2 separate regions of the Homo sapiens genome follow, and region 2 is linked to region 1. Evidence: read pairs that join two places in POLR2A ChIA-PET (ENCODE). Cell type or tissue: B cell. All regions are shown on one strand. Each heading gives the region's core, and the rest is flanking DNA. Links, peaks and the distances in the headings are about the cores only.

Region 1 (10,787 bases), core at 3,577-7,576:
TTACAGATCAGGATGCAATCATTCATTCATCTGTCCATGTATTCATTTAACACATGCTCACTGAGTCCTGCCTAGGTGCCAGACAATATTCTAGGTGTTCTTAATAACAAGGCAAATTAGGTGGTACTTATCCTCAAGGACCTCACGGTCTAATGAGGGACACAGGCAAATGACTAGAACGAAGATGAGAATGAACCTTAGAACCAAGGTTGGCAGAGGATGCTAGGGAGTACTTTGAAGGAGACTTAACTCAGCTTGGATCCCAAGGCATCTTCCCAGAAGGGCTCACACCTAAGCCATGTTCGGAAAGAGTCTTGGAGTTAATTAGGACAAGGAAGGCATTGGTGGAACAGGGAAGGAGGAAGGACTGCACCGAGTGGGGAAAGGCACCCGAAGGTGGTGAAGCCCATGAGTCTGGGAAGTCAGCGATCACCTAGATGGCACCTGTGTCAATTACATCAGGACTTCATGAGCAATCTTATCATCTGAGCCAGGCCTTTTATGAGATGAGGCTTTACAAGGCAAAATTATTATCTGTGTCTGTGCATGTCCATGTGTCATCTCTTAGAAATGCAGTCCTATGCTGTTCTCGAGTCAAATCTCTGAATAATACAATATCACATGTTAAAATAGATTGAAGCATCACCCAGTGAACAGCTGTGTCTTCTAGCTATCAGGACTTTGCCGAACAAAAATATCTCCATGTGAGTAAGAATGAATTATAATAAGAATTCCATTTGTATTTTGTCATTTTTATTGTACCAAAAAATATGTCTTTGTTACTTTCTCTATAGGAGGTGACATTTTGCTGACATATTTGGCTAGTTCACAAGATAAGAAATAAGACTCAGGATATGTATCACAGCAAAAGGATGAGGAGAAAAAAACTAGATGATTCTACTTGAAATTTTTATAGCTTCTGTTCTTCTTGAAAATAATTCAAAACATATAACAAATCAAATACACCACTGTGGAAAATTCCATTTCTTGGTGGTGTGGGAGGGTGGGGTGTGACATAGAGGAAAGAGCCCAGGGTATGCTTGTACTAACTGCTCACATCACTCCCTGGCTGGAGGCCTGAATTATCCCAAATTCTGAGCTTTCACATTTTATAAACCAATAGATTTTTATCCTATCAGAATGGAATATCTGCATACATAATTACGATCTTTTAAAATTTGATGCATAGATCATAACTCTTGCATTATTTATTAAGAGTTAAATTATCCTGATTATTCTAAAAATAATGTTACTAGAATAGGTTTTAAAATTGCTCGTTTCATTCTTTAAAACCTACATTATGATTTGTTAAGTTAGATATACAGTCCATATGAAACAGCAGTTGCACGAAAACTTACATTCCCTAGTATTGATAGCAGTGTGAATCTTAGCCTATGCAAGCATGATTTTATAAAACGGTCAGTGCCTTAATGGGGAAAAGGGGGCTATTTGAAATTCCTTTTTCAATTTTCCTTTCATAAACTCTACTTACAACATTTAAACTGTCATCATGAATGCACATATATATTTACATGGCTGTAAATCTGTCAAATTAGAGCCATTTGGAGAAGATTCTCACAGAATTCTTAAAAGGTCTCAGAGTTGATAACAAAACATTGGCTTGAGAGCTAGGAGACTGAAATTATTTTTATCACTTTACTCCAAATTTATTGAATAGCCTGGAGCCAACCAGAGTGCAAAAAGTGACCTTGCACACTGCCCAATTTAAGGGGAATGTTCTGGGAATCAGATAATAATTTTAAGATGCTTGGGACAGTTGGTTTGAGAGAGATAAACAAAAATGCAAACAGCTCCTTATATAGAACCTGTCTAATGTGTATTATTACTGAAGCACAGGAGTTAAAAAAAAAACCCAAAGATTTAAAAGATTGTTTTGTGCTTTCCCTATTCTTCATTTCAGTGAGTAGCATGATCATCCAATAAACTGCATAATCTAGATACGTTGGTCAGAGGTAGATATATTTAAAAAAAGAAATTAGCATTTATTAGTTACCTACTATCTACTAGGCACTTAAATGTGTTATCCTTTTAGCCTTCACAACCATCCTATTTTATAGATGATGAAACTGAAGTTCACAAAGGCTAAGTAACTTATCTAAAATCACAGAGTTAATGGAACCTATTCGTCTATTTCTTTATTCCATATCTCTTCCATCTTCACATCCCTGGCCAATGCTTCCAATAGACTACTGAATCTTTGAATTGCACCTTCTGAGTATTTATTGAGTATGTACTACTGTCTTAGTTTAAGCCTTTACCATTTCTCGCCTAATCTAATATGTGAGGAGTTTCTAATGGTTTCTTTGGTTCTGAAGTTTATTATTCTTTTTGTACAAGAGTATTTAGTCTTAAGAGTTATTTTATTCTAAACACAAAACTGTTTATGTCATTCTCATTATATATCTTTCTTTATCCCTGATTTATGAGTTACTTATGAGCAAGGGTAATATCAGCAAGATAGCAGACTAGAAGCTATAGGCCCTCATTTCCCTATAGAAACACTATATAAAGAGAAACCCAGGGACCAACGTAGCCTTGTAGGAACTCTAGAAACCAGTTAAGAAGCTGCAGCAACCAAGTGAGTACCTAAAAAAACAAAAGAACACCAAACTTTTGAGTCCCATTGTTTTGACAACAGGACGTTTTGTCACCTTACTCCCCAACATAGCACGGTATACCACCCAGTCCCACTTCCTCTCTCAGGGAAGAAGAAAAAGAGTGGAACTTGCTTGCAATCTTATGGCTTGTCTGGCAGCTGTCCAAGGGACTGGTTTCTGTTTGACCTGACTAGGAGCACTGAAGGGAGTAGTAGCATAACTTAAATATCAATTGAAGGCTGCTGAAAGTAGTGGCAGGAGTACTGGGTTTTGAGCTGCAAGGAGATTGCACCTGTGGGCAAAATATTATGGGCAGAGGAATACAATATAACATCTAAGGCCCTGAGAAGAAGCAGAGTGAGACTCTTAGAGAAATTACAGCATTTAAAGCATCTGTGTATAGAGGGAAACTGGAGGGGAAAGCACATGTGCCGGCCCTTGGAAGAGACATTTCCAGAAAAAATCTGAAAGGACCTTGAGATATCATGAGAAGCTGATTATTGGAGGTCTTCCCTTGCATAGAGCCAGTCTGCAAAGACTGGGAGAGGAGGCTGTTCTTTCAAATGCCTAATTTTCAACAAAAGGTCACAAGGCATACAAAAAAGAGGGAAACATGGTCCACTCAATGGAACAAACTAAATCTCAAGAAACTGACTCTAAAGGAAACACAGGCCTTGGATTTAACAAAAACTTTAAAACAACTGTCTTAAATATGCTCAATGAGCTAAAGAAGAGCACAGACAAGCAACTAAATAAAATCAAGAAAACGATGCATGAACAAAATGAGACCGTCAACAAAGTTTTTAAAAGGACCAAACAAAAATTGTAGAGTTGAAAAACACAATAACTGAGATGAAAAACTTGGTAGAGGCTGGGTGCAGTGGCTCATGCCTGTAATCCCAGCACTTTGGGAGGCTGAGGCGGGTGGATCACAAGGTCATGAGTTTGAGACCAGTGTGGCCAACATGGTGAAATCCCATCTCTACTAAAGATACAAAAAAAAAATTAGCTGGGCGTGGTGGTGCATGCCTGTAATCCCAGCTACTTGGGAGGCTGAGGCAGAAGAATCACTTGAACCTGGGAGGTGGAGGTTGCAGTGAGCCAAGATCGCGCCATTGCACTCTAGCCTGGGTGACAGGGAAAGACTCCGTCTCAAAAAAAAAAAAAAAAAAAGGAAAAATTATTGCTAGAGGGGTTCAACGGCAGGTTTGAACATGCAGAAGAATGAGTAAACCTGATGATAGCTTATTTGAAATTATTATCTGATTAAGAAAAGAAAAAGGAGTGAAGAAAAATAAACAGAAACAGAGGAATTTATGGGACACCATCAAGTGGACTAATATAGGCATTATGAGAGTTCCAGAAGGAGAACAGATAGAGAAAAAGACAGAGAGCTTATTTGATGAAATAACAACTGTAATCCCCGTGGTGACCACTAGGAAAATAGAATATACAATAAGAAAATGAGAAGGCAATCAAAACATGTCACTACAAAAAAAATCAAGTAAACACAAAAGAAGAAAGGCAAAAGGGAATGAGGGACAAATAGCTATAAGGTTTACAAAACACAAATAACAAAATGGCAATAGCAAGTCTTTATCAGCAATTGCTTTAATTTTAAATAAATTAAACTCCCTAATTAAGAGACATAGATTAGCTTAATGGATTTATAAAAAACTGAATCCAACTATATGCTGAGACTCATCTTAGATCTAGGAGGGACACACAGGTTGAATGTGAAAGAATGAGAATAGCTACTCTCTGCAAATAGCTTCAAAAAGAGAGCAGTGGTGGCTATATTAGTACTAGACAAAAAAAGACTTTAAATCAAAAAGTGTTATAAGAGACAAAAAAGGACATCCCAAAATATAAAAGGATCAATCCACACCACACCCCCCCCAAAAATATAAACATATATGTACCAAATAACAGAGCTCCAAAAAATATGAAGCAAACACTGATGGAACTGAAGGAAAAAACAGTTAGCTCTATAACAATAGCAGGAGACTTCAATACTTATGAGCCAGATCTAGACCAGTGCTTGGCAGGTAATAGGTACTCAAAAAGTGTTTGCAGAATGAATAAATGATTTATTGCATGATTCTATGAATTACAGTCATGAGGAGAAAAATGTGGAGCAAAGATCAGGACAATAAAAATTACAAGTATTACTAACACAAAAATGAAGATTAGATAAGGAAAGATGATCTTAGTCGATGATGGAAAGGTCAAAATTAGTATTCAGGGACTCCTTGGAAGAAGTATTCATTTTTAAAGATATTTAGAGAGATAAATAAAACATCACATTTAAAAATAGCATCCATGGGCTGGGCATAGTGGTTTATGCCTATAATTCTAGCACTTTGTGGAACCAAGGTGGGAGGATCACCTGAAGCCAGGAGTCAAGACCAGCCCAGGCAACATAGTGAGACCCCATCTCTACAGAAAAAAAAAAAAAAAAACCAGCGTGGTAGTGCACAGCTGTAGTCCCAGCTACTCAGGAGGCTGAGGTGGGTGGATCACTTGAGCCCAGGAGCTTGTGGCTGCAGTAAGCTACAATTGTGCCACTGTACCCTAGCCTAGGTGACAGAGCGAGACCCTGTCTCTAAAAAAAAGAAAAAGAAAAATTGTGCACATGGCTTATATGTTTCTGGGTATTATCCCTATTGTATCTACACATTGATATATAATACTAATAATTTAAATGTGAAAGTAACATAGGCATAAATAATTGTAATGGGAAGCACAGTAGTTGCTGTTAGGTGTTGAAGGCTACCTAACTCCAAAGATTTAGTGTAAGCAGAACCTTCAGGTGCTCCTGCAGAAAAACCTAACTGGGCTTCACTTCTCTGAATGACTGTTTAACCTCATACAAGTGAAAGTGGCTTCAAATAGAACTTTTCCAGTTCACTGCAGTCACCCTTGGAAACTGCAGCATGCATAAACAAAACTTCGGAGACTGGGAATTCCCCGATAAGAAAGGAAGTCAAAGTCAGTAAAATTAAAAGGGTTTGTATAGCATTTTCATGGGGCCTTTACTACTTCACTTTTGGCAGATACACCTGGGTGTCTGGAAGAAGCTATTAATGAAAACAAATAACGATTAAATCCTTCTGTGGGCTGATTAGTGTTGTTGTAACAACAACAAATATTGTTTTGCATGAGCAAAAATGGTAACTCCAAATGTGGCCAGACATAAGGAAATTGTGGCAAAAGTCAGAAGAGAGGTCAGGAGAGAAAGTGTGAGTGGATGAAGATGAAGGCACTCCCCTTGCCAGAAAACAAAGCATCAGTCTGTTAGCACTATCTTTACACAAAAATATCTAGTATTTGATAGCATGACAGTGTGACTACAGTCAATAGTAATTCAATTGTGTGTTTAAAAATAACTAAAAGAGTATAACTGGATTGTTTATAACACAAAGGATAAATGTTTGAGGTGAAAGATACCTCATTTACCCTGATGTGATTATTACACATTGTATGCCCATATCAAAACATCTCATATACCCCATAAATATAAACATATACTATGTACCCACAACAATTAAAATTTTTTTAAAAAGAAACTTTTCCCCTATCGTAGTGTCCACAGTCACAATGGATCTTCATGTCTTTATCTCATTTCTTGTTCTCTGGTAAACAGAAAGATTCCTGTTTAATTGATAAAGAACCCAAGGGTCACAGTTCACACAATTAGTAGTCTTTTGTTCTCCAGATCCAAGAGATTTTGTTCTTTTCTATCACTACATTTTGTTTTTCTTTTAAAATTTACATAATTAAATAGCTAGGTTATTCTATATGTATATGCTTTGGAGTTCTCATATGTTGCCATGACTCTTTTTCTATATAATGAATATTGGGTAAATTCCCCTTAAAGAAATAAATCACAAAACAGATTAAACATTTAAGTAGGAGCACTTTTTTTTTACATTCCCCAGTAAAAATTAAAAGTAAACTAATTTATTTCTTCTAAGTAAATAAGCACAAATATTACAACTGGAAATAGGCAATAACACTAAAACTCTGGGGCTGGAAACATTTGCAATTAGCCCAGGAGGATTTCTTTACAGATAACCAAACTGACCAGAGAGGTCAGGTCACGTCATTAGTTATAAAGCCTGGATGATGAAGCCCAGGTCCTAGAGTATTTTCAAAAACAGTGACTACTTCATCTTTAGAAAAAAATACACTCACTCCGCAAAGAATCTATCTCTAAAAAGGAACATATTTTTAAATAAGAAAAAGAAAAAGTAATGTTTGATATTCATAGCTAATTATCTTTATTCTAGTCACCCAGAGCACAACCAAGCCTTCAGAAGATGGCATCATCCCACCTGGGATTAAAAGTGGCACCACACCCCAAATGATTAATGTAGAAATACATATTTGATTACGAACATGACAAGTCAGGAAGGCTAGACCAGCCAGGAATAGGTATGGGAGCAACTGCTATTAAATATTTAAACAGCACTGATGTACAATAAGTACAATGTGCCAAACATGTAAAGTCTTTGGCCTAAGGAGTTTGCTGTCAGCTGTAAAGCTGGTTATTCCAGAGATATCTGTTATGTTGCTTCATTTGGTAAACAATCCATTCCATACATCAAAAAGCCATCGTTCAATAAGCTTTCTTAGGGTTAAGAATTTACACCCAATTATTTAATGCAAAATTTGTATATACTTGTCACCATATTAATAATTTTAGGAAATTCACTTTTATTTTATGACAAGTTTAAGATTATCTCTCCTTGTTGAGTCTCTTTTCATCCTTTGTATTTTATTCTTCTATATTGTTGCACAAAACACAATTTTGCAACTATGGCATACATAATGACACCAGCAAAACTAAAGAGAATTAGAAAATTTTGATTTTGTAAATGTGTGTTAGACAAGAGAAACTGTCATATAATCATAGCCAACAATATATGCAGAAGCAAGATAAATTGGTAAATAATACTGACTCAAAAACATTATGCAACTTGATTGGCGCATGAAAAGCCTACATCATCTTTATCCAAAATATAGTAAGGAAAAGAGAAGTGAAAACAGTGATGCTTCCTTTGATGGAAAATGATTTTATTTAGCTCAGGTGAGGTACATAGGATATTGTATATTTCTCACTTACATAAATCTGTGTAGGACTCAAAGTAGTTAATAAGACAACAGGGATATCTTAAAGCAAAAGTAAAATAGCAAGAATCCAAGTGATAAGGGCTTGGAGAGAAGAGAGAAAAATAATATAAAATTAATACTAAGGAAGACTATTGTTTCTTAGAAAATGATTTAGTTCTAAGCATGTTTCCAATGGCTAAGACAGAGCAGGCAGTTCAGACAGATAGGCTAAATATTTACTCATTCATTCATTCATTCATTCTTCATTTATGTGATACAGTTTTCTACCTTCAGAAGGCTTGGAGCCTGGGTTGGGGATGGCAATACAAATACATATGTACAGACTTAAACACCATAATACCATGATGTACAAAGACCTGTGGAACAAAAGGCAGAATACAACTAAATCATGTGGGGGTGGGAGTGTGAGGGACAGTTTGAGAGATATGATGACATTTGAGCTTAGCCTTGGAATAGAATATGAGTCAGAGACAAGCAAGGTGGGCAAATGAGGAAGGCTGTATGAGAGCATAACGCCACTGGAATGCCATGAGGGTCAGAGAGCAGTCCATGGTGTGGTGTGACTGGAGTATTGTGCAGAGAAGGATAAGGACCAGGAAAGAAAGCCTTCCATCTGTGCATGGGGCCAGACTGGGAGGGCTCCTGAGTCTTCAATGCCGTGCTGAAGAATGTGGGCTTGATTCCGAAAAAAGCTTAAACATGAGAGAGACACTATCAAGAAAAAAAAAAAAAAAAGGCAGATTGTTACAGAAAATCTACCAGTGGATGAGAGAACTACTTCAGGAATGCAGTTCTAGACTCCAGGAGTCTTTAGGATGGTAGACATTCCTGGGATCAGCTATTATTTTTATCCCACTTTAGAAGGAAGAATCCAGGGCACACTAGGTGGGTAAATTATTAGTTAGATTCACACACTATTAATGGAAGGAGGAGAATATAACATAGTTATGGGGATGAAGGGCATCAGCATTTCCTGAGCACCCACTGTGGGCAGAAATCACTGGATACATGTGTCAAGGAAAGGAAAAAAATAGAAAACTTAGCTCTTCTATTCAAAGAGCTAATAATTAAGACAGAAAAATGACAGAAGCGTGCCAAAAGACAGTAAACTTCTTAGGAATAATACAGATATTTATTTATTCACACAAGAGTTGATATCTTCCTGAAAAGCATACATCTCATTTTTATAAAATGAATAATTTAAAATGCATTTATATAAGGAAATTTATCAATTCATAGTATGGATAATTTATACACTTGATAATCACCCTCCAATCAGTTTTCTGATTTTTTGTAATTAAATTATTTTTCAAAAAGGACAAAGCTATAATGTAAAATGAGTTGCAAAAAAGCTACCCTCATTGAGTAATGCTGTTACTCAAATTAACATATGAACTTATCACAAACTATTAATTAATAAAAATATAAAATAATGTGGAACTCTGCTAACAAGATAGTCTTGCTCACTGATCCTTTAAGTTCCCTGGGTTGTCCCCAAACAAGTTTTATCTTCTATGTCCCTTAACTAAACCAGTCACTGTGCCTGTTCAAGTGAATACAACCATTTTCATAGCAAGAGAAATCCTCTTAAGACAGGAGAAATATGAGTCTTATCCCTTCCTGATGAGTGTACCAAAGTTTTAATTGATAGAGCTTCTAAAAAGAGCATGGTCTTTGGTAAGCAAGATAGTCTGAGCAACAGGATGATGCAGGGATGTTTAACTCCAATCACCATGCATATTTTCCAGGGCTCTGTTTGGACTAAGGTTTACCGTATATGCAAAAGAGAAAAAAAATGCTCTCTGGACTCCAACTGCCTTCTGCAGAGGATGAGTCTTGTTAGACTACAGAGTTTCTCAAAGAATAAGCTGAAGATCCCTCTAACAGAATCAAATCATGACTATTAAAAATACATATTCCTCAGCCAACCCCAAACCTGATAAACCAGCATCTGAAATTTTAACAAGATTTGCAGATGGTTCTCATGGACCCTTATGATAACCATGGGCTGAAAGGGAGCAGTCTCAGGTGGTCCTTTGGTTTATGAGGGGTACCTTGATTGGTTTCAGATGTGCAATGATAGGTCTGAAGAAGGGCTTGGGAGTAAGGCTGGAAAGAGCAGATATGCTCTATATGATCGAGGAAGAAGAAAATAAAATTCTGGGGACATTACGGTAAAAAGAAATTTGAAAGGAAAGATGGAAGAGAAGGAAAAAAGAGCCATCTTGATGGCCAGAGGTTGAATACTGGTAGAACACGCTTTAAGAAATCTTGAAGGGGAGGGTGGTTGAGAGGGCTTTTCAAGAATAGGGCCCTCTGCTGTTAAATCAAAGTTGTTTGTGCTGAATGAATATCTACTTCTGGAATTCTTTTTGTCTCTCCAGACATCCAGTAGAATCCACTACACATACAGAGGCTTTTATGATTGGGTTGAGTTTTTATTTGCAGAAATCAAGGCAAGAAGGTGAACTTCATTTCTGAACCCACACACAGTACAGAATAGAGACAATATCCGGGAAAAAAAATCATAAACGACCAAAAAAGGAAAAACAAACAAACAAAACATTCACAGGAGCAGAAACTTAAGCACAAGGACCCATGTCCCTGAAAAGTTATAAAAATCTTTGGATTGAGCCTGAGACTATGTATGGAATGGAAGCTTGACCAATCTACTTAAATTTTAAGAGCAAAGTGCTCCCAGATGCCATGTGGGTTATATGAAGTCATATGATCTTTTCCTTCTACTACTCAACAAAACAAACAAAAAACAAATAAAATGACCTTCTACATATTCAAACTCTTGTGCTTAGGAGAAATTTGGCTTTGTATTTGTTTTTAAAATTTGCTTTATTAGAATCTTTTTTCCAAGGCAGTGATTATTTCTAACATCTCTCTTTAGAGGTGTAGTACTTACAGTTAGACACCTTTTTAAGCTGAGGACCACATAAAATAATAGGGTGACATCTTTTTCAGGGACTAAATTGAGCCCTGACAACCTACAAAAGGGGACCCACTTCCCACAAATGAGTAAAG
Region 2 (10,787 bases), core at 3,105-7,104, 75 kb before region 1:
AGACATAGACTGAAATGGAGAGGGATGTCCTAGGAACAGTATCCACAATTTATCTCTATCCTTTTCCCAGAGCCTGAAGAGCATTTTCATTCTCCTGGCCCAAGAAGTGACAGTCTCTTAGTCACTCCCTAAAACAAGGGCCTTGTTTGGCAGAACAATATGATATTTAAAGAGCTCATTGGGCCAGTTTGATGGCTGTTGTTTTGTGTACGAGGGACACTTGAGAATTGTTGAGTGGGTCTTCCATCACTGGAGTGTGTACACTTCATAAGTAGTTGTATCCTCTGCCTGAGCTCATTTAATATATTAACCAGAGCATTATACTTAGCTTTTGGTCTTAACTTTCAGCAAGCCTTTCCTCAATTTCTACATTATGCCTTGTCAAATCTAGCCTGTTTGAATCTCGCCAGCATAAAAATATAGAGTAGCAGATGTTATTCCTTTTAACTTAAATTGTGTTTGTAGTACCACAGTAATACTCCTACCTCATCTCTGGCCAATGACTGTGACTAATACTCCAATGATATCACTGGTATTTAGATTATAGGCTACAGGTCAAAGATTCAGTCCATTTCTGCATCCCACAGAACTCTTGAATCTACCAAAACAAATGGCTTGCATATACATCGCCAATGAAATTAATTTAGATGATCACTCCCAGTTCACGATGAAATTTTAATTATTCAGTGTGCTTGCAACCATTGACACCAAAAGCATTTGTCATGCAATCCCTGTCTATGGAGGCTGATGCACAATTACAAGAGTAAAAAGGTGGAGATCAACGTTCAAAGCTATGGGAAGGACTTCTAGGAAAGACTGTCCTGGAAAGGCAGTAGCAGCAGATAGCCAGTGAGAAGGAATTGTGAGTGCTCCAGATGGGAGGTGATGCAGACCTGGAACCAGGCCTTGGCAGAGGTGATGGTGACGAAGATCCAGATGTGGGAGATGTCATTCGAGGAAGAAAACAAGACAAGTTTTAGCAGCAATTTGGATGAACAACAATGAAGGGTTGAAAAAAAGTCTAGTTTCTTGCCTAGGACTGACTAATAGCGAAATTCAGCATTACTGATGAAGAACTAAGCCCTATAGGGGTCCTGGAGGAGAGAGATGAAGTCACAGGTTCAGCAAGTTGATAAGAAAATATCCTATTTTGGAGATATATATCAGCAATATGGGGAAAAAATAGTGAAAATTGGCCTTAGGGGCCAGCGGGTATAATAATGTACAAATAACAGTCACTCTTACCCACATATACACAATTAACATTGCATGGGATTGATTACTGGTCATATTTTACTGCAATTATTGATTTATATAGATCTTTTTCACTTGACACTCTTCTTTTAAGGGCAGGAACTTGGCTCAAGTTCAGCTTAAAATCATCTCAGATGATTGTTCTGATTTTGTTTTTCAGCCACCTACACAAACTATGTCCAAAGGCTGGAAGCAGCAAGTCTATCAGGGTGGCAAAAGATGCATTTCTCTTATTTCCAGGAAGAAAATCCTTTCCAGAAGTTCCCCCAGCAACTGGGATAGCAGTCAGAAGCTTGCACTGAAGGCCAAGCAAGCAAGCATCTGGCTCTTTCAGATGTTTTGGTGGGAAATGAGCAGAGGAAAAGTGGGGCGGGAGTGGCTCTAACTGGGCTGCCAACAAGAAGAGAGGCTCTAGAGACAGAAGCAGATTGGAATCTGGGCACCATCACTTACTGATTGTGAATGTCTCTTATTTCTTTATTAGCATTTGGTTTTTATTCTACAAAATGGTATTTGCCTCAATAGGATGTAAGGAAGTTTAAATGAGAGAGTGCTTAGCACTGTGGCTGAAACATGGCAGTCCTTCATGAATGCTAGCTATTCTTATTTAACCATTGCGATACCTAGCTTAGGGAGGCTGTAAATAGGGAAAGTGAGTCAGTGATAAAGCCCTTTCAAATTAATAGCTAAATCTGAACAATAAGATTAAAATATAAACCTTACTGGAAAATACTGTTATTTCCACATGAAATGGAAATATCTGAAAACAGAAAAACATTTTTTTCTTTTGGTATCTAAGGGAAATATTAAGGGCATTTCATCTACTATTGTTGGATAGCATTAAACAAATAAATATTGAACTTGTTAATTTTAACCTAACAGCATAATTCAATAGACCTACATATTCCTTTTTTTTCTTTTTTTGGTCTTATTTTAAAATTAAAATTTATTTAAAAACAAAAGAGATGGGGTTTCACTGTGTTGACCAGGCTGGTCTCAAACTCCTGGCCTCAAGCACTTCTCCCATTTCAGGCTCCTGAAGAACTAGGATTACAGGTGTGAGCCACTGTGCCTGGCCTGGGTATAATCTTAAGGGGCTCAAGTGATTGATCTAAAAATATTATTTCTTATAATTTGCTTTCTTTTTTAAAGCAATAGAAAGACTCCATTTCTTTTTGAGTGAGTATAATGAAGAAAACATGAGGAAGTGTTCCTTTTTTGAAACTGAAGGCAAAGCAATACAGAATTTTTTGGTGGGGGCTACTTTCAAGACTTTGCCGCTGCTTTTTGACAAATATCTCTGTGGTAACTTGCTAGGAAGTACATATCAATATAACTCTACTCCCACTAGAGGTTCATCAATTTCACCTGCTGGTAGCCAATATCTTTATCTTGCCAATGACGATGAGAGGCCACATAATATAGTGTTTATCCTAGAGTCTAGGTTGGAATCCTAGCTCCATCACTTACAAATGGTTCCTTCATCTTTCCACATGTGTAAAACAGTGTCATGGTAAAGACCAGAGGAAATGATACATATACAGCACTTCATGCGGCTCTTGACACTTCATAAGTGCTTATAAAGATCAGCTATTATTATTGCCCTTAATGCAATGCTATACAACAACAGATGTTGAGTTTCTAATAATAGTCATCTACCGTGATATGGTTTGGCTGTGTCCCCACCCAAATCTCATCTTGAATTGTACTCCCATAATTCCCACATGTTGTGGGAGGGACCTGGTGGGAGATAAGTGAATCATGGGGGCAATTTCTCCCATACTGTTCTCGTGGTAGTGAATACATTTCACAAGATCCGATGGTTTGATAACCCATTTCACTTGGCTCTCATTCTCTCTCTTGCCGCTGCCATGTGAGGTGTGCCTTTCACCTTCCTCCATGATTGTGAGGCCTCCCCAGCTACATGGAAACGTAAGTCCAATAAACCTCTTTCTTTTGTAAATTGCCCAGTCTAGGGTTTGTCTTTATCAGCAGTGTGAAAACAGACTAATACATACCATTGTAGTTTTTACTTAATGGCACTATTAGTTGCCTATCATTCTTCCTTGGTACAAGAATCTCTGTTTTGTTCAGGTGGCAGGTATAAGTCCCTTGTCTCACAAAAGGTGTACCCAGCCCAGTGCCAGGGCCTGAACCATGATTCATCTAAGTCAATTTGGCTATTCCATTCAACTTTGCCAGTGACTGGTCTAAGGGTAGGCATATGACCCAGTTCCTATCAGAGAGAAGCAAGAGGAAGTTTGCTGAGACCTTTATCAAAATAATCTTCTTGTTACAAGAAAGCCCTAACCTGGGCCTCCTTCCTTCCTGACTTAAGTGAAGCAAAGATATTTGGAACTGAGGTGGCCATCCTGTGATCATGTAGTGTGACCAGTCCAGAGATTGGATGGTCTAGGTCTTTGAGCTTCTAAGCCCACCTGGAACCTCCCATCTCCAGGCTGTGGGTTGGGCAAGCTAATTAACAGTCCCATCTCCAGGCTGTGGGTTGGGCAAGCTAATTAACAGTCTTTACTCTTTCAGCCCTTATGAGGTTATTCTATCATTTATAGCAAAAGTATACTAAAATGGCACCCATTTCAAATTACTAAATGGAAAAAATATGTTCTATGTAATAACCATAACACTGAACCTGTGAGTAGCATGTTACTGAATTCTGATTAGTAACAAGGGATTTAGAAATGAAAGTCACTGATTTCAAAATCCTACAGTAATCATTTCCAGTTTGTATTTTTTTCTCTCTTCTCCCTCTGATTCTTTTCCTTTCTTCCCTCCTTCCCTCCCTTCCTCCCTTCTTCCTTTCTTCTTTTCATAAAGTGGTTGACTAATGGTAGACAATATAATTTAAATGTCCACTCCTCTTCCCCTCTAGAAAGTGGTGCTAAGGATTGACATGGTTAACAAAACAGATAACAAAATAAAGGAAAAGAAGCTAAGATAAAATGGATTTTTTGATATTTAAAATGTGCTAGAATCTTCATTCTCACTTATAATTTTGATCTTTCTTAAAGTTCAAACATTTTAAATTGTTAGTTGAGAACAAAGTAGTTTACTCTGCCAGATGAAAATGGGCCAGGTTTTCAAACACCTTCAAAAATTGATCTCTCAATTGGCATGAACTAGGATTAGCTTTCCTGTAATGATAAGCACTGGCGGTTTCTTATAAATGAAACATAAAATCAGCAGGCAAGACACAAAAACATCTCTGATTTTCCTATTCTCTCGCAGCTGTATTCAATCAAGTAAAACAGAAGCGAGACAGGTTGTCTTGCACCCTCAACCTGGAAGAGAAGCTGACAACAGGCCTCAGGGCCACCACCAAATCATGAGGAAAGTGAAACAAAACACTCAGTGTGTGACCCTCAAAACTCCCTAAGGAAGCTGAATTTCTCATTAAGAAAGTAGATGACTGGCTGGGCACAGTGGCTCATGCCTGTAATCCCTTGAGGTCAGAAGTTTAAGACCAGCCTGGCCAACATGGTGAAACCCCGTCTCCACTAAAAATACAAAAATTAGCAGGGCATGGTGGCGGGCACCTGTAATCCCAGCTACTCGGGAGGCTAAGGCAGAAGAATTGCTTGAACCCAGGACGCAGAGGTTTCTGTGAGCCCAGATTGCACCACTGCACTTCAGCCTGGGCAACAAAGCTAGACTCTGTCTCAAAAAAAAAAAAAAAAAAAAAAAAAAAAGCAGAAGATTAATTTTAGGGGTGTTAGAACAAGTGATACTATAGCTAAGTCCATGTTGTCATTCAATTGCAAGCCCTCATTTTTAGGGGAGATTTGTTAAACATGTAGTGTTCATAAACTAAAAGTTGAAAAGCAGACTTTTTTAAAAAGAAAAACTTCAATTTGTCTTTTAATTGGTGCTCTTACTTGTAAACACGAGTTGTAAACTCACTGGTTACAGTCTGCTATGTTCATAGGCAATCTGTTCACCTAGAGCAACTTTTTCGTTTTAAAATTCTTTAATGCTGTCACAGAGCTTTCTACCTAAGCTGTAGGCATTAAGTAAAGGTGAACCAAAGATGTTTCAGACAGATTTTCTAACAGCCTCTTGCATTCTTATGACCTTTCGTATTTCATCATGGGTTAACTGAAACATGATATCTACTGAAATGTAGGAGAGTATCCTTTAGCTGTATCATCATATATTTAAAAACCTTCAGAATGCCAGCAATTTCCATAAACACCATATCTCACTTTATAGAAAAAAAAACATGCCTGTGTCCAGACCAAGAATACTGGCACTTCATATTGGAGACAATCCTGTTCAGATTTACTGAGTTAGATATACAGTGATTTAACTGCAAAAAGTAACAACAGAAAGAACCTGATAGGCTGTGTAGTGTGACAACTTCTTCTTATTCAGAATACTGAAAAGCAAGCCAGTCCAAGAAGCTGACCAACCTTAGAAAGTTAGGCTTGAGATCCAGCCACCAGTTATCAGTCAAGTTCAATAATGTACAACTCAGTCTCCTTCAGTCTGGCTTTAATGGTGCAGGAGAAATAACTGATGAATATCATGATGTTTACCGAAACCTCATTTTTCAGTGGAAGTATTCAAAACCCTTCACATTAATCAGTGACAGACAAGTGTCAGGTTTGTTCCTTTCGTATAAGAAAATGAGAGAATGAGAAAGCCAAGGTCACACACAGAAAAATAACAGAAAAACAGAGAAGAAAAACCCAATCTTGTATTTATACAGTTCAAACATTTTATTGATTTGACTTACAAAATAAACCATCTTATTGATTGGCCAAATCTCTCCTGCATAAACATAACATTCCAATGGAATTTTACCAAAGTATTGCCCTAGTTAATCTAATACCCTATTCTTTTCATGGCTGCCAAAATACATATTTACCTATTTAAGGCTAAACTCAAAGAAGTTGGCCTCGTGTTTCTTAAGCATAGGAAAAATTTTTAATGTAAATTTAATTGTATATTTCCATAATGTTGTGCTTATGGCATTAGCTGAGAAATCCTGGAATTGCAAAGCTGTCTTCCACTGCTAAATTACTTTGCACTTTGCAATTGATTAAGAACAGCAGAAGCAGTCAGAGTTGTATATCAAATTAGAGTTGATAAAAGCACTTAATGCAGATTTGAATGCCTTCTCAAAAAAGATTTCAACTCTCTTAAATTGACATGACAACAAATTCTTACAGCAGCATAAAAAGTATTAGCTGAAATGTTATGGCTTTGGCTTAAATTTCCATCTGCAGCTCATCAAATGACTAAACAGTAGAAAGGAATTAAACCAAATCAGACTCATTACAGAGTCTGATATGCTGGCAGAATATAAACTTTCACTGCTTAGCATCTGGAGTTTTGGGTGACTAACATTTAAATGCCTGTGCTTGTATATTCTGTGAAAAATAGAAAAGTGTAAGAATATAGGTGAGATATCTGATCATTAAATTTAACTTACGGAAATATATAATTTATTTTCTCTCTCACACACGTATGGGGGGGGAGGTGGGAGAGAGACAGAGAGAGAAAGAAAGAGAGAGAGAGACAGACAGACATAGCCCTTCTCTGTAATCACCCAAGTATTTTGAAGAGTGAGAGAACCACTCAGGATGAAAGACAACTGGCTTTAAATTTGTCCCATTGCAAAATTCTGATAAACATGGCAACTCCTCTTCACATTTTTCTAATGTAAGGAATGCCTGTCTGAAATGCTTGCTGCCCCATATTCTGAAATCTGGTCAAGTGTTCCAGGGTAAATAGCTTACATTTCCTCTTCTCCTTCAGCCATCTGCTAGAAGAAATATTTGAAATTGTTCTTACAGACCATTGCCTGTACTTCTGATGGTTCTCTGATGTAGTGAAAGTACAAATCCATAAAGTTAAAGTCAACAGAATCTATCAAACACATTCTCCCACAATAAAATTTTCTAGGGCCTACTCTGTCTCTGAAACATCATTGGATACCTCTCCCTAGGATCCCTGAAGTCCTGGAAACTTCTGCATTAATGTAACTGAATTCTGAATCGAACAAGGAAGGAAAGGAAGCTCTGAGAGCCTGGATGAAGGATCCAGGTGGGATGCATTTATGAAGCTCCCAAAACAAAGTGTGTGTTGTGCTTAGTTGATGCTCAGTAAACAGGTATTAAATAGTGCTTGCCTTGCTTCTCTGACACTGTTGCATGTTGGAGCAATAACCAAGAAAAATTAATGCTTAGGTAGTAAGATTTGCAGTATAATCCAGCACTGAAAGGTAAGTAAAGATGGTCTTATGGAAAAGCCCATTCCCATTGTTTCTCCAAGCCTAGAAGATGCAACCTTTTCAGCTCAAAGAAAGAGAAAGCATTCTCTTATTCACATAGCTGGCAGTTCAGTGATGGAGCAATGTTAAAAGGAATATGATGAATGGCATCTATCAAATGAAAGACATTAGTATGAAAGAAAATGAGGTTAAGTTGTGTCTTATCTTGTTCCACAAATGCCATTCGCGTTTCCAGGAACTGGTTACTTGCTAAATCTTCTGCACTGGGGTAGTGTGCAAATGGTGGATGGTTTCCAGAAGGCACCGCACTAAGAAAAATTATAAATGTTTAAATGTTTAAAAAAGAGGACTAAGAGAAATTCTAGGGTACAAATAAATTCGGAAAATCGTAATACATATGTTTTTGGACAGACTTACCTCTGTATTTCTTAAGTGATAAATACCAAGCTATATTGCATTTTTTAAAAGTTCTACATGAAGGTAAATACCATGGACGAAGATTATTATTTGTTCATTTAAATCTGATCTGAAACTTCTCAAAATATACCTACATGATGCCATGTGGGTATCTCATGCCACACAAACTGAACTTAGGAAGAATTAAGTCTTATTCTAAACCAGGAGCATTTAAGAAGAAACTAGCTAATTAATACTCAGTGCATCTCACTCGTCAAATGAGGTAATGTGTTTGAAGGTGCTGAGCAAACTACAAAGCACTAAATAAATGTAAGGTTTAGTACCAGTAACAGAACCTGCATAAAAAGCTTATATCTTTGTCTATTAGTCTACAGAACAGCCCCTAACATAGTAAAATGTCATTTCTCATTAGCCCAAACTCACATCTGACACCAGTTCAGTGTTAATATCACATAAGACTCAGAAATATGGAAGTTACTAATAAGACGATTAGGATATATGTAACCTATTTGACTCCTTAAACTGTACCCAAAAGTAAACTACTGAGTCATGGGTATTAAAATGTTTTGAAACAGCTGTCTGTTTAGGGTAGGATAGGAGAATCTTTGCATGTTATATCAGTTGAAACCTCTAAATATTGGCAACTTTCTCAAATGTCTCAGCTGTTCTCAGATTGTAAAATTATCCGGGTCATCTCTTCTTGCCTACTGCTGTTTGCTTTTCTCTTTCAATTCTTGTTGGGACTTCATCAAGCAGCATTCAAGAGCAGGCAAGTAAGTCAAAATTTATCTTGGTGCTGCCAGTCCTGTACATGATTTTATGATGGAGCAGGCCAGAGCTATCAAGTAAATGAGATACCTGAATTATAGATAGATTTCCATTATCCCTGGAAATATTCTCCCTGATCTCACTGCTAAAGACAATTAGTGAATTTGCTACTGTTTCCTAAACAGAAAAACAATATATCAGAGAACGCTCAGCAAGGCAAGCAAACTACCATTCTAAAGTAAACATCATTCATGCTTTTTTATTTACTTTTGAAACTAGGGAAAATACACATAAAATACTCCTAACAGAAGAAATGTGCCTTATTACTATAATCCTATTTTGTGAATGTCTATATACATTTAATCAAATGATCATAGGGCACAGAACTGTCTATGTATTGTTTGCAATAGACGGAAAAGACTTGTGAACACTTAAGGTCTTTCAAATAGGCCTATGCTGAGGGGATGGTGCTCTCCAGCACGTGTGTGTGTGTTTGTGTGTGTGTGTGTGTGTGTGTGTGTGTGTAAAACAGAGAGAGAGAGAAACAGAGAGACAAAGAGCAGGGAGGGAAGGAGAGAGGGTGAAGAAGGCTAAGAACTGGCAGGGACATCAGCCAACAAAACTAAAAATGAAAGTACCTATAAAGCACTAAGTTCCTCACAGTGTTCTTTATCCTTTGGTCCTTTGAGTGATTAAAACAAACAATGCAATTATCACCTGGACTGGGGGAGGGGTTTATGGAGCTTACTACCATCCTGGCTTTGAGCAAATCTCTATCTCAAGTCCTGATTTTTTTTTTTTTTCATCGAAAATGTGCATGACACTTAAACTCACAGGGTTATTGGAAAGAGTGAAGATAATAAACAGAGTGGTCATATGGCGTCCTTTGCTGAGGGCAGTCCCGGTTTGCACCCAGTGTCTCAGCATAATTATTAACTTTCACTCTCCAAAGTGTCACAGTTGGGAAAAACAATTTTGTGGTTGCCCTCTATATAAATCATGGAGCATAGTATTTTATACAGAGTGGCAGTTATTGTTATTCAAGAACTGTTCATGCATTTGAATGGGAAAAAAAAAACCCTCTGATTTGTCTTAATCATAAGCCCAGGGATAGATCCTTTCTATTTTGAGAACATGGATGTTGATTTGGGGTTTTATTTTTCCTTAGAGCTGTAAACTACGTTAGCAGAAGTGACCCCGTGGCCTTAGAGAGGGTGTGGATGGGACACTGGAGTAAGTCTCCTTCTAATTGCCTGGAGCAGTGCTGGGTACTTCCTCTATTTAAAGAACCCAATTAAATATGCTTGCACTTGATCTGTACCCCTTTGCTGGATTTAGGCAACTCAGTTAACCTTCTTAGTTTTCCACTTCTTTCAACCAAGTCTATACAGAGGTTAAAACTGAAATTAATTTTGAGATTTTCTTAAGCTTTTCTCATAGTGTCCTTCAGGTACACTTGCAACATAAACAGGCATCAATAAACACTGCTCTGCAGAGAATCTGAGATGTTTTCTAACCTCACTTGCACATGACTTTTCTCTTTGGCCCCAGAGCTGACCTCATACTAACCAGTATTTCTAGGTTGAACAGATCCTGGGCTTATCACTACAACTTAACTCACTACAACATACCTGAAAAATGCTGAATCTGATGCTCCTAAGTGATGCAAGATTTTTCTACAGCAACATTAGACATTTCACAATGCACACCAACACCTTCCTACTGCAAAGAGATTGTTCAGTTCCCCAGAGCAGTTCATTTGTCAATGAAATTCTAAATATGCGAAAGAGTTAATGGGCATTCAAAAGTTTCCCTCGATGGTGTAGCAAGATTTGCCATATGTTATAGGAAGGATTCACACTGCCCTGGAAAGAGCAAGGTGTTGAACAGATTCTGAATGTACCTTCATTCATTGGGCCCTGTGTGTTCATCAGGCATCCTGGGGTGGACAGAGACACAAGGACGCCCTTTAGAGCTTTCAGATTAGTGTGGGGGCTCACACACCAGCTCTGTGAAATGGTATACAGCAAGCCCTTCTCTCCTGGAAAATAGCTTGAACTATCCACTTTAAACTTGTTCTCTAGCAAACCTAAGA

The links. Peaks named below come from ENCODE experiments on the same cell type or tissue, not always from the same donor. Only the 100,000 strongest peaks of a DNase experiment are listed, where the experiment ranks them.
Region 2: POLR2A ChIA-PET joins it to region 1 with 7 read pairs; 3 of 35 experiments call an interaction of 5 or more read pairs at or near these places.

What each region holds. Positions count from the first base shown.
Region 1 is chr13:31,960,632-31,971,418 of GRCh38, reverse strand. No RefSeq gene overlaps it. Among named protein-coding and RNA genes, the nearest start is that of FRY-AS1, 66 kb to the left of the region's middle. RefSeq lists an enhancer at 5,605-5,714. In B cell, for the core only: no CTCF peak of the experiment used is centred there; a DNase peak (open chromatin) is centred at 5,558; H3K4me3 peaks cover 441 bases; H3K27ac peaks cover 2,808 bases.
Region 2 is chr13:32,035,458-32,046,244 of GRCh38, reverse strand. All of the region lies in intron 1 of FRY (FRY microtubule binding protein), which reads right to left. Among named protein-coding and RNA genes, the nearest start is that of FRY, 9.1 kb to the right of the region's middle. In B cell, for the core only: no CTCF peak of the experiment used is centred there; no DNase peak of the experiment used is centred there.